Linked DNA regions of Homo sapiens: region 1 is linked to region 2. A link is an interaction called in ENCODE POLR2A ChIA-PET data of the cell type or tissue named here. Cell type or tissue: IMR-90. All regions are shown on one strand. Each heading gives the region's core, and the rest is flanking DNA. Links, peaks and the distances in the headings are about the cores only. Region 1 overlaps CIMIP5 (ciliary microtubule inner protein 5). Region 2 has its middle 24 kb from the start of KCNF1.

The links. ChIA-PET counts read pairs that join two places held together with the same protein. Peaks named below come from ENCODE experiments on the same cell type or tissue, not always from the same donor. Only the 100,000 strongest peaks of a DNase experiment are listed, where the experiment ranks them.
Region 1: POLR2A ChIA-PET joins it to region 2 with 5 read pairs; 3 of 35 experiments call an interaction of 5 or more read pairs at or near these places.

The regions. Positions count from the first base shown.
Region 1 is chr2:11,148,573-11,153,945 of GRCh38, forward strand. CIMIP5 (ciliary microtubule inner protein 5) reads left to right here. Exons shown (of 3, transcript NM_001371321.1): 3 at 1-2,745. Among named protein-coding and RNA genes, the nearest start is that of SLC66A3, 4.2 kb to the right of the region's middle. RefSeq lists an enhancer at 3,726-4,226. In IMR-90, for the core only: no CTCF peak of the experiment used is centred there; no DNase peak of the experiment used is centred there; H3K27me3 peaks cover 177 bases.
Region 2 is chr2:10,933,150-10,938,522 of GRCh38, forward strand. No RefSeq gene overlaps it. Among named protein-coding and RNA genes, the nearest start is that of KCNF1, 24 kb to the left of the region's middle. RefSeq lists an enhancer at 2,375-3,574. In IMR-90, for the core only: a CTCF peak has its summit at 3,364; a DNase peak (open chromatin) is centred at 3,162; H3K27ac peaks cover 2,749 bases.

The DNA.
Region 1 (5,373 bases), core at 53-5,052, 220 kb after region 2:
CGAAATGAAGAACAGTAATAGGCCACCCTGACCACGCCCATGCCCACCCCCAGCCAGTGCCACAAGCCCCACCAAATAACATTAATAATAATAACAATAACAAATAATCCATGGGTTCATACCAATAATTTTTTTAAATTTTAAGTACTAATGAAAACTCTTTTTTTTTTTTTTTTTTTTGAGATGAAGTCTCGCTCTCGTCCCCCAGGCTGGAGTGCGATAGTGCGATCTCGCTCACTGCAACCTTCGCCTCCTGGGTTCAAGCGATTCTCCTGCCTCGGCCTCCAAGTAGCTAGGATTACAGGCACCCGCCACCATGCCTGGCTAATTTTTGTATTTTTAGTAGAGACGGGGGTTCACCATGTTGGCCAAGCTGGTCTCGAACTCCTGACCGCAGGTGATCCGCCCGCCTCGGCCTCCCAAAGTGCTGGGATTACAGACATGAGCCACTGCGCCTGGCCATGAAAACTCTTTTCTATTGAAGAATGCAGAATAAATGATAACAGAAAAATCAGCATTTAATGACTCAGCAATAACTGACTTAGGCAAGAATCAATAAAAGACACTAAAACGACTGAGTGAAAGATTCTTAGAGAACGGTAAATGCTGAAATCTAGAAGATACTGCCTTAACCAAACTATTAAGCCAAACCTCACCAATAACAGGACAGCTGACACCGTGCTCCCCTGGTGTGGTTCACTGAGGACAACGCTACCTACTTACCTAGGAAGCACTCTTGCCAAAAAAAAAAAAAGTAACTAGAATATAATCAGGAAGAAACTCCTGGCAAACCCAAATTGAGAAATATTCTGCCAAAGAGTTGGCCTTGATTCTTCAAAAATGTCAATGTCTGCCAGGCGCTGTGACTCACGCCCATAATGCCGGCACTTTGGGAGGCCGAGGTAAAAGTATCGCTTGAGCTCAGGAGTTTGAGACCAGCCTGTACAACATGCTGAAACCGCATCTCTGCTAAAAATACAAAAAATTAGCCAGGTGTGGTGATGCAGGCCTATAGTCCCAGCTACTTGGGAGGCTGAGATGGGAGAATCACCTGAGCCCAGGAAGTCAAGGCTGCAGTGATTTATGATCTGATCACTGCCTTCCAGCCTGGGTGACAGAATGAGACCCTATCTCAAAAAAAATTAATTAATTAATTAAAATAAAATAAAAATAAAAAAAGTCAATGTCATAAAAGACAAAGAAAGGCTGAAGAAGTGATTCAGCCCGTGATCCTTGACTGGATCCTGGGTGAAAGCAAAAGCAGCTCTAAAGGACACTTTGCAGACTAAATGTTAGCTAACACCATTGTATCAGTGAGAAAGTGCAGAGTGTGGTGAGTCCATTGAGGCTCTGTAGAAGAAAGTCCTTGTTCTTTTTGTTTGTTTGTTTTTGAGACGGCGTCTCACCCCATTGCCCAGGTTGGAGTACAATGGCACAATCTTGGCTCACTGCAAACCTCCACCTCCCGGGTTCAAGCGATTCTCCTGCCTCAGCCTCCCGAGTAGCTGGGATTACGGGTGCGTGCCACCATGCCCAGCTAATTTTTTGTATCTTTAGTAGAGACGGGGTTTCACCATTCTGGCCGGGCTGGTCTCGAACCTCGTGATCCACTCGCCTCAACCTCCCAAAGTGCTGGGATTACAGGCGTGAGCCACTGTGCCCAGCCGAAAGCCCTTGTTCTTAGGAGGTGTTTGCTGAAAAGTCCCATGATGTATATAACAAACTTGCAAGTGGCTTAACGAAAAATTTGTGTTTAGGATTTTTTTTCTTTTTTTTTTGAGATGGAGTCTCGCTCTATCACCCAGGCTGGAGTGCAGTGGTGCCATCTTGGCTCACTGCAGCCTCCGCTTCCCAGGTTCAAGCAATTCTCCTGCCTCAGCCTCCCGAGTAGCTGGGATGACATGCACCTGCCACCATGCCCGGCTAATTTTTGTATTTTTGTAGAGACAGGGTTTCACCACATTGGCCAGGCTGGTCTTGAACTCTTGACCTCAGGTGATCTGCCAGCCTCAGCCTCCCAAAGTGCTGGGATTACAGGTGTGAGCCACCGTGCCCGGTGGTTTAGGAATTTTTTTTTTTAATGAAGGTGGGGGAATGGCCACTGTGAAAGAAAAATAAATCTCAACTCCAAAATCACTAAGCTAAGGGAAAAGTCAAGCTGGGAACCTGCCTCCCATTTTAATTCCTGAATAAGATGGCTATAAAGATAAAACAGCTACATGCCTCCCTCACAATTTGCCCACAAGGAAATTCCTTGTGGGCCTCAAGATCTTTACCCTACTCAGGATCATGCCAAGAATTAAAAAAAAAAACAAAAAACAAAACTTTACCCTGAAACATTTCTGTTGAATTCATCCTGGCAATGTAAACTGATAGCTGATCTTAACAGGTGCAGGACAGAAAATCATTCCTCTGCTCACCTGAGAGAAATGCTTATCTGATTGCTTCCTCAGACCTACTGTGTATGTAAAAATGAAGATTCACTGAGCCAGACTAGATTGTGAATTCACTGAAAGGCTGATCAAGGACTCAAAAGAATGCAAGCTTTTGTCTCTTATCTACCTATGACCTGGAAGCCCCCCTCTTCGAGTTGTCCTGTGTTACTGGATGGAACCAAAGTATATCTTACATATATTAATTGATGTCTCAGGTCTCCCTAAAATGCACAAAAGCAAGCTGTACCCCAGCCACCTTGGGGACGTGTCGTCAGGACCTGTTGGCAAAATAAACTTTTAAATTGCTTGAGACCTGTCTCAGATATTTTGGGTTTACTGCCACCACCAATGGCTCTCGAGTTCAGATCTCCTCTGTTGAAGAGAGTCAGGGGGTGAGGGTGGGGGAGGCATGGAATCAGTTTCTGCTCAATTCCATGTTCCCACGTGAAGGTGTAACCACCTAAAGGGCTCACCTTGCCCGCTGCCTAGACAGACCCCATTTATCAAGACAGGGGAAAGAGCAATTCACACAGAGCCAGCTGTGCGGGAGATTGGAGCTTAATTATTACTCAAATCAGTCTCCCTGAGCAGAGCATTCGGGGATGGAAGTGTTTTTGTTTTTGGTTTGGTTTGGTTTGGTTTTAGACGGAGTCTCGCTCTGTCACCCACTCTGTCTGGAGTGCAGTGGCACGATCTCGGCCCAGTGCAACCTGTGCCTCCTGGATTCAAGTGATTCTCCTGCCTCAGCCACCAGAGTAGCTGGGATTATAGGCACAAATCACCATGCCTGGCTAATTTTTGTTTTTAGTAGAGACGGGGTTTGGCCATGTTGGCCAGGCTGGTCTCTTACTCCTGACCTCAGGTGATCTGCACGCCTCAGCCTCCCAAAGTGCTGGGATTACAGGCGTGAGCCACCGCGCTCCGACTGGGGATGGAAGTTTTTAAAGATAATTTGGCCAGTAGGGGCTTGGGAAGTGGAAAGTGCTGATTGGTGAGGATGGAGATGGAATCACACGGGGGTCGAAGTGAAGTTTTCTCGCTGTCTTCTGTTCCCGAGCGGGGATTGCAGAACTGGTTGAGCCAAATAATTGGTCTGGGTGGTGTCAGCTGATCCATCCAGTGCAGGGGCTGCAAAATACCTCAAGCACTGATCTTAGGTTTTACAATAGTGATGTGATCCCCAGGAACAATTTGGGAAGGTTCAGACTCTTGCAGCCAGAGGCTGCCTGACCCTAAACTGTCATTTCTAATCTTGTAGCTAATTTGTTAGTCCTACAAAGGCAGACAGGTCCCAAGGCACAAAGGTGGTCTTTTCGGGAAAGGATTATTACTAATTTTGTTTCAGAGTCAAACCATAAACTAAATTCCTTCCCAAGGTTGGTTCAGCCTATGCCCAGGAAGGAACCAGGACAGCTTAAAGTTTAGAAGCAAGATGGGGTCAGTTAGGTCTGATTTCTTTCATTGTCATAATTTCCTGTTATAATTTTTGCAAAGGTGGTTTCAATGAGACTCCTTGGCCAGCTTCAGTCAGGGAGCTGATTCACTCTGTGCAGCTGTGGCCCAGGAGTGGGGTTAGGGTCCTGTAACAGATTGTGACCAGGGTTGCCATGTAGCTGGGGAGGAGGCAGAGGTCTCTAACATGGGGGCACTATCTTGTCCTGCAGAGATATCCCAGTGAGTGTGCACTGTAGAGACCCCCGTCCAGACACTCCCCAACCTCCTGAAGGGACAGAGGAGCCTCGCAGATCAGCTGTTTTGAGGCCATCCTCCAAGCAGAAGAGCTGGCATGCTCTTGAGATGTCCCGCTGGGCATGGGGGCTGAGACCCAAACGCCTTCCTGCATGGCCCAAACCTGGCTCCAACCTAGGACCGCCCCCATCCCCACAGCTTCAGGAGCAAAGCCAGTGCCCACAAATCCCAAAAAGGTTTTGCTAGTTTGCACCTGGTGGGGAATGACCATATACGTTGAGCACCTATTCTGTGCCTCTCAATAACCTTCTGAGCGGGATGGTTCTCCCCTTTTAAAAATGACGCTGAGGAACAGGGAAGTTAAGGTCTGTCCAAGATCATGCAGCCTGTAGGGGCCAATGCTAGGAGGACAGCTGAGGTCTGCCTAACCCCGAAGGGCCACACACCCACATCACTGCATCCTGGTCTTCACGCAAAGTAGCCAGGGAGGGGTCTAGGAGCCAGGAAGAAACCTCTTCCACAGCCCTGCCTCACCCAGCTGACCCCCAGAGCAGGCGGCTGCAGTGTCCTGGGCCAGGAGCAGCATTTGTTCCACAATGGAGGAGGCCACTCCCTGCGTGGTCCTGGGGGCACTCATACCTCTCAAAGGCCCCTCATGCTGCCTGCATCCCCAAGTGCTAGCGCAGGCTGACCCCAGGTGGGAGCAGTTCCCTCCTAAGGCTAGTCCTGGGGGCCCAGATCCTGGCCAACCCCTGGAATAAAGGCTGGGGCAGAAGGGGAAGAGGAGGGAGGGGGATTCCACTGCCATGTGGCAGGAACCAGGCACTTCCAACCAGGACCACCTCCTTGCATCAAGGGACCTATCACATGGCATGATGAAAGTAAAACACCTGGCACGCAGGAGGCACTCAACAGGTTCTAGATGTTCCTATAGTCATTGCTGCTGATGCTTGTTAAAAAGCTCTTTACGCTGGGCGCGGTGGCTCATGCCTGTAATCCCAGCACTTTGGGAGGCCAAGGCAGGTGGATCACCTGAGGTCAGGAGTTCGAAACCCCGTCTGTACTAAAAATACAAAAATTAGCCGGGAGTGGTGGCACATGCCTGTAATTCCAGCTACTTGGGAGGCAGAGGCAGGAGAATCACTTGAACCCCGGAGGTGGAGGTCGCAGTGAGCAGAGATCGTGCCACTGCACTCCAGCCTGGGCGACAAGAGTGAAACTCCGTCTCAAAAAAAAAAAAAAGCTCTTC
Region 2 (5,373 bases), core at 265-5,264:
TGTACATGTATATGTGTGTGTGTGTGCATGGAGGGAGAGGAGAGCAACTCCTCCTTTCTCGCAGGAGACATTTCCCAGCCTGGACTGGAGGGGTCGGGACTCACGAGTCTTCCCAGGCTTTCCTCAGGGCTGCCCTCCTGTCCCACCACCCCATGAATGAAAGGGGTCCTTTCATTCCTTCAGCACCCCTTTCTGCCCCATGAGACCCATAAATAGCTCTTCCATACCCACGCCTTCTTCTGTAAATGATACAAATCCCACTCCACAAACTCAGTAGACCACACTTTTCGGTCTCGTTGTGCCAAATAAACGTCCCTCGGATTCTGAGCTACCAGGACGTCACTGGGGGTGGTCTTTGCTAGGGCTCTAGGGCTCCTTCTCCCTCCCCAGGGATGGGCAAAGGTCCTGACGGGGCCTTTTTATAAAAGTGAGGTAAAATTCACATGACAAAATGAACCGCTAGTCATTTTAAAAGTACGATCCAGTGGCATTCAGCACATTCACAGTGTTTTGCCGCCATCACCTGCATCTGGTTCCAGGACACTTTCATCATCCCCAAAGGACACCCTCTACCTGGAACACAGCCACTCCCCAGTCACCTGTGAGGCCCTGGCAACACCAGCCTGCTCTCTGTCCATCGGGATTTACCTACCCTGGGTGTTTCGCATGAACAGAATCCTGCACTATGTGGCCTTTTGTGTCTGGCTTCTTTCACTCAGCATCATGCTCTGGGCTCGTCCACATTGCCGGGTGTGCCAGCTCATTCCATTTTAGGGCTGAGTAATACTCCCTGCTACGGCGATGCCACGTTTGCTCATCCATTCACCCACTGATGGACACTGGGTGGTTTCCAGGTCCTGGGGTCTTTTCTAGCACCACATAGTCAAGGGGGCGCCTGCATTCTCGGGTCTGCATTAGCTCCCTACGAGCCACCCACCCACTGTACCATCACTTGGGTTCCAGCTCCTGCCTCTGGACAACCTGCAGCCCTGGGATCCCTCATGACCTGTGTCCAGGCTGCTGCCAGGCAACAGAGTGCGGGTCCCCAGTGTTTGCAGGAGCCATGTTATCTTGTGGGGAAAATCTCTCTTTTCTGTCCTGCTGTTCCCATCTCTTCTCAAAGACAGTCAGTCTCCTCTTTAGAGATAAAGTAGCCCACCATGCTCTGCTTGGAGAGGGCAGGAAGGGGACCAGTTCCAGTCACTTCTGCTTTCAGCCCTAGAACCCACATGGCCTCACACAGAGACAGGCTCCCCAGGCAAGCTTCCTGCCTCCCGCAAGGGAAGGGAGAGAGAAGAGCAAAGCACACATGGATTCTCAATACGTGATCCTGCCTCACCTGCCCTGTGCTGGCATCCGCGTGCCCATCTCCACTGGATCCCTGTTCCTCCTCCAAGTGTTGGAGGGGGCAAGACTGGGGTTTGCAGCCTCATCTACAGGGGAGGAGAGCATGAGGCCCTTTCCAGCTGGCCGACTGTGTCCCCCTCCCTCCACCCCGCCCTGCTTGTGCCCCTTGATTTTGGCTGCTGTACTTTCTCTTAGGTTTGGCAGACCCCTCATCCCTGGGAAAGCCCCCACCTGCCCCTCCCTCTGCCTCCCTGTCATTGTCTTCCTTCTTTGGCAGCCTCCCCGTCCTGTGGGAGGCTGAAGGTCAGCCTCCCACTGTTGCTCAAGGGCATAGACACCTGGGAACAATAACAAATAGTGTCTCTGGCCCTGGCTCCTGTTGCCTGTCAAAGATGGGTGCATCCCAGAGGGGCAGGCTCTGTCTTTCCCTCCAGGCCATGAGCCCCTGAGGGCAGGGCTGGCTGGGAGGCTGCTCTGTGGAAGGTGATGCCGGAGTAGGAGGCTACATCCGCCGCCTTCAAATCCCGGCTGCACAAATGACCAGCTGTGTGCAGCCCGCTCTGTGGGGCCATGCTGAAGTTCCGCTGAGCTGCACCTGCAGGAGTGCTGTTAGTGTTCAGCACACACTGACCCCGAGAAGGTGCTTGGTAATGTTTGTGGAGTAAATGAAGCTGAATTGGAGGCCAAGTGCTTCGAGGCTGTGGGGGAGGCGGGATCTGGAGCTGAGGGCGTCCCTGCCATCTCGGGGGCAGGCCAGCTGGCCCTTGGTGGAGTTCCTCCCTCCCTCCCCCGACGTCTGCTGCTGGGTGATGATGGCTTCGTGTGCAGATGCAAAATGTCACCGTAATTAAAGCAACAAATCCAGGGCCAAGACTTTAAGGGGTGGCCTGAGTACACGGGGCTCCTGCAGGAGTAGGGGAGCATGATTGGAAGCTCTGCCTCACCCCCTCTGTCACATTCTCCCCCAAGTCTGTCTTCCGGAACTGAGCCCAGAGACTTTAAAGAACAGCCCACTTGGCCTAGTGGCTTTCTCCTTGGGGGCACGCGCCTCCAAGGAGGACGAGAGCTGAGCTCCCCAACCTCCGGGCCACTGGGGCTCCTCACAGGATGTATGTGGTCCCCAGAAACACAAGCATCCTTGTCTGTATGACCTGTGTGGCCCTCTTCAGGCGGCGGCCCCTGGTCTACATCACTTTCTCATTCTCCTCAGCGTGCCCGGCCTCCTGCTGTTCATTCACTCCGTTCTCTCGCTTTCCTAACCGTGCTGGACTCATCCTCACTGCCCACCGCTGAAGACTCTTCTCCCACCCCGCAGGCGGGAGGCCTCCAGTGGCTGTCTCTATATCCTCGGGCCCCACACAGTCTCTCCAGGCCCCAGGCTCCCCCCACCGATTTTACAGTGTGGTTCACTGTAATAGTTTGCTGGTCCTGTATATTTTAAATCATCTCTGGATAACTGATAATATCTATACAATGTGTTATACAAATCATTGTTATACTATATTTTTATTTGTATTTTTTATTGTTGTATGTTATCATTTATTTATTTTTTTCAAATCCTTTCCACCTTCCTGTGGCTGGATCCGCACATGCAGAACGCATTGTTAGAGAAGGCCAACTGCATGTAGCAGGTCCTCAAAGAAGAATGAATAAGTGAGTGAATGAGTGAATGCACAAAGAAACAAGGGAACACTTTGGTGACTACGGGAAGGACCGCATGAGTGGGAGTGGGTGAATGACGGAGGGAGCAGACATGGGAATGAATGAGTGGGTGACTGAGCAAATGAATGAGTCAGTAGATGAGTAAGTAAAGGCCAGGCATATTTGTTGGCGACAGTGGCAGAATGAACGAAAGAAGCCCAGCATCTCAAAGGGCAGGATATGGCCCCATCCTCTGCTGCAGTTTCAGGAGTAAAGTAAACAATGACAAAGCTTGGGTCAAGTGTGACTCACGGGATGCAACTAAAACAAGCAAATATCACTGTGAGCTGCAGGGTGCATTCCCAGCTCCGGCCATCAGAAAACCATGGCAACTGAGCCCTTCTCTCCTCTTAAGGCTCCAAAGCAGAAGGCTTACCCCAAGAAATGGGGAGAATTCCACGTTCCATGTATACGGGACATTTGGGATTTTCTTTCTGAAAATGTGGGTCCCGAGATGTGGCCCCTTCCTCTCACTTTTGCCCTTTTCCGTCAGTTTCTTTCTCCTCGAACTCTCCTAAGGCCTCTGAAGCATTAGTTTACATTTGAAAAATATATGTTGGGCTGTGTGACCTTGGAGAAATCACTCCACCTCTCTGAGCCTCGGTTTTCATGTGATCAAATAGAGATGATCCATTCGCGGCATAGCATTGATGAGATAATAAGCACATTTCTTTTTGCCAGAATTTAGATTTTATTTTGTGTTGTTTGGGTACAGTTTGGTGGGGTGGGGGGACAGGGGTAAGGAGGTGGCTGGATGCTGTAAGAATTTATCAGTGCCTGTCTCAGGCTGCTCCACCAGCCTGGGAGTTCCTGGTAGGTAGATTCTCTTATTCATCTTTGCTCCTTCCTTTATTTTCTCCATTTAAAACCATTTTCTGGGTGCTTGCTGAGGGGGCCATGTGCTATGTAGTGGGGCTGCTAAGGTTAATGGGACTCAGTACCTGCCCCCCTCTGCCCAGAAAGTGGGAGAGGGAGCCACCCAGGTGAGCAGGGAACATAAAGAGCTCTGGCTGAAATGGTGGAAGTCTATTCTAGGCACCAACAGGCCAAGATGGGGCAGAGTGGTGAATTACATCTGTTGGGTGGGAGAAGCCATGGAGAATTGAGTAGGGCATCCCCAAGGCCAAGTGGGTTAGTCTGTTCTCACGTCACTATAAAGAACTACCTGAGATGGGGTAATTTATAAAGAAAAGAGATTTAATTGGCTCACAGTTCTGCAGTCTGTACAGGAAGCATGATTGGGGAGGCCTTAGGAAACTTACAATCATGGCAGAAGGTGAAGGAGAAGGAGGCATGTCTTACATGGCCAGAACAGGAGGAAGAGAGTGAAGGGCAGGGGAGTGCTACACACTTTGAACCAATCAGATCTTATGAAAACTCATTCACTATCACAAGAACAGCAAGGGGGAAATCTGCCCCCATGATCCAATCACCTCACACCAGGCCCCTCCTCCAAAACTGGAGATTACAATTCTACATGAAATTTGGGTGGGGACACAGACCCAAACCATATCATTCCGCTCCTGGTCCCTCCCAAATCTCATGTACTTCTCACATTTCAAAATACAGTCATGCCTTCCCAACAGCCCCCCTGAAAATACTAACTCATTTCAGCATTAACTAAAAAATCTAAAGTCCAAAGTCTCATCTGAGACAAGGCAAGTCCCTTCTGCCTGTGAGCCTGTAAAATAAAAAACAAGTTAGTTATTTCCAAGATACAATGAGGGTATAGGCATTGGGCAAATATTCCCTTTCCAAAAGGGAAAAACTGACCAAAACAAAGGGGCTATAGGCCCCATGAAAGTCTGAAACCCAACATGGCAGTCATTACATCTTGCAGCTCTAAATAATCTCCTTTGACTCCATGTCTTACATCTAGGCCACACTAATGCAAGCCGGACTGATTTCATGGGCTGGCATTGAGTGCCTGAGGCTTTTCTAGGTGCATGGTATAGCTTTTGGTGGGCCTACCATTCTGGGTTCTGGAGGATGGTGGCCCTCTTCTCACAGCTCCATTGCCATTGCTTCAGTGGGTACTGTGTGCAGGGGCTCCAACCCCACATTTCCTTTCCACGTTGCCCTAGTAGAGGTTTTCCATGAGGGCTCTGCCCCTGCAGCAAGTTTCTGCCTAGAAATCCAGTCATTTCCATACATGCTCTGAAATCTAGGCAGAGGCTCCCAAGCCTCAACTCTTGTCCTCTGCACACATGCAGTCGTAACACCATGTGGAAGCCACCAAGGCTTATGGCTTGCACCCTCTGGAGCAGTGGCCTGAGACATATCTGGGGACCTTTTAGCCATGGTTAGAGCTGGAGCAGCTGGGAT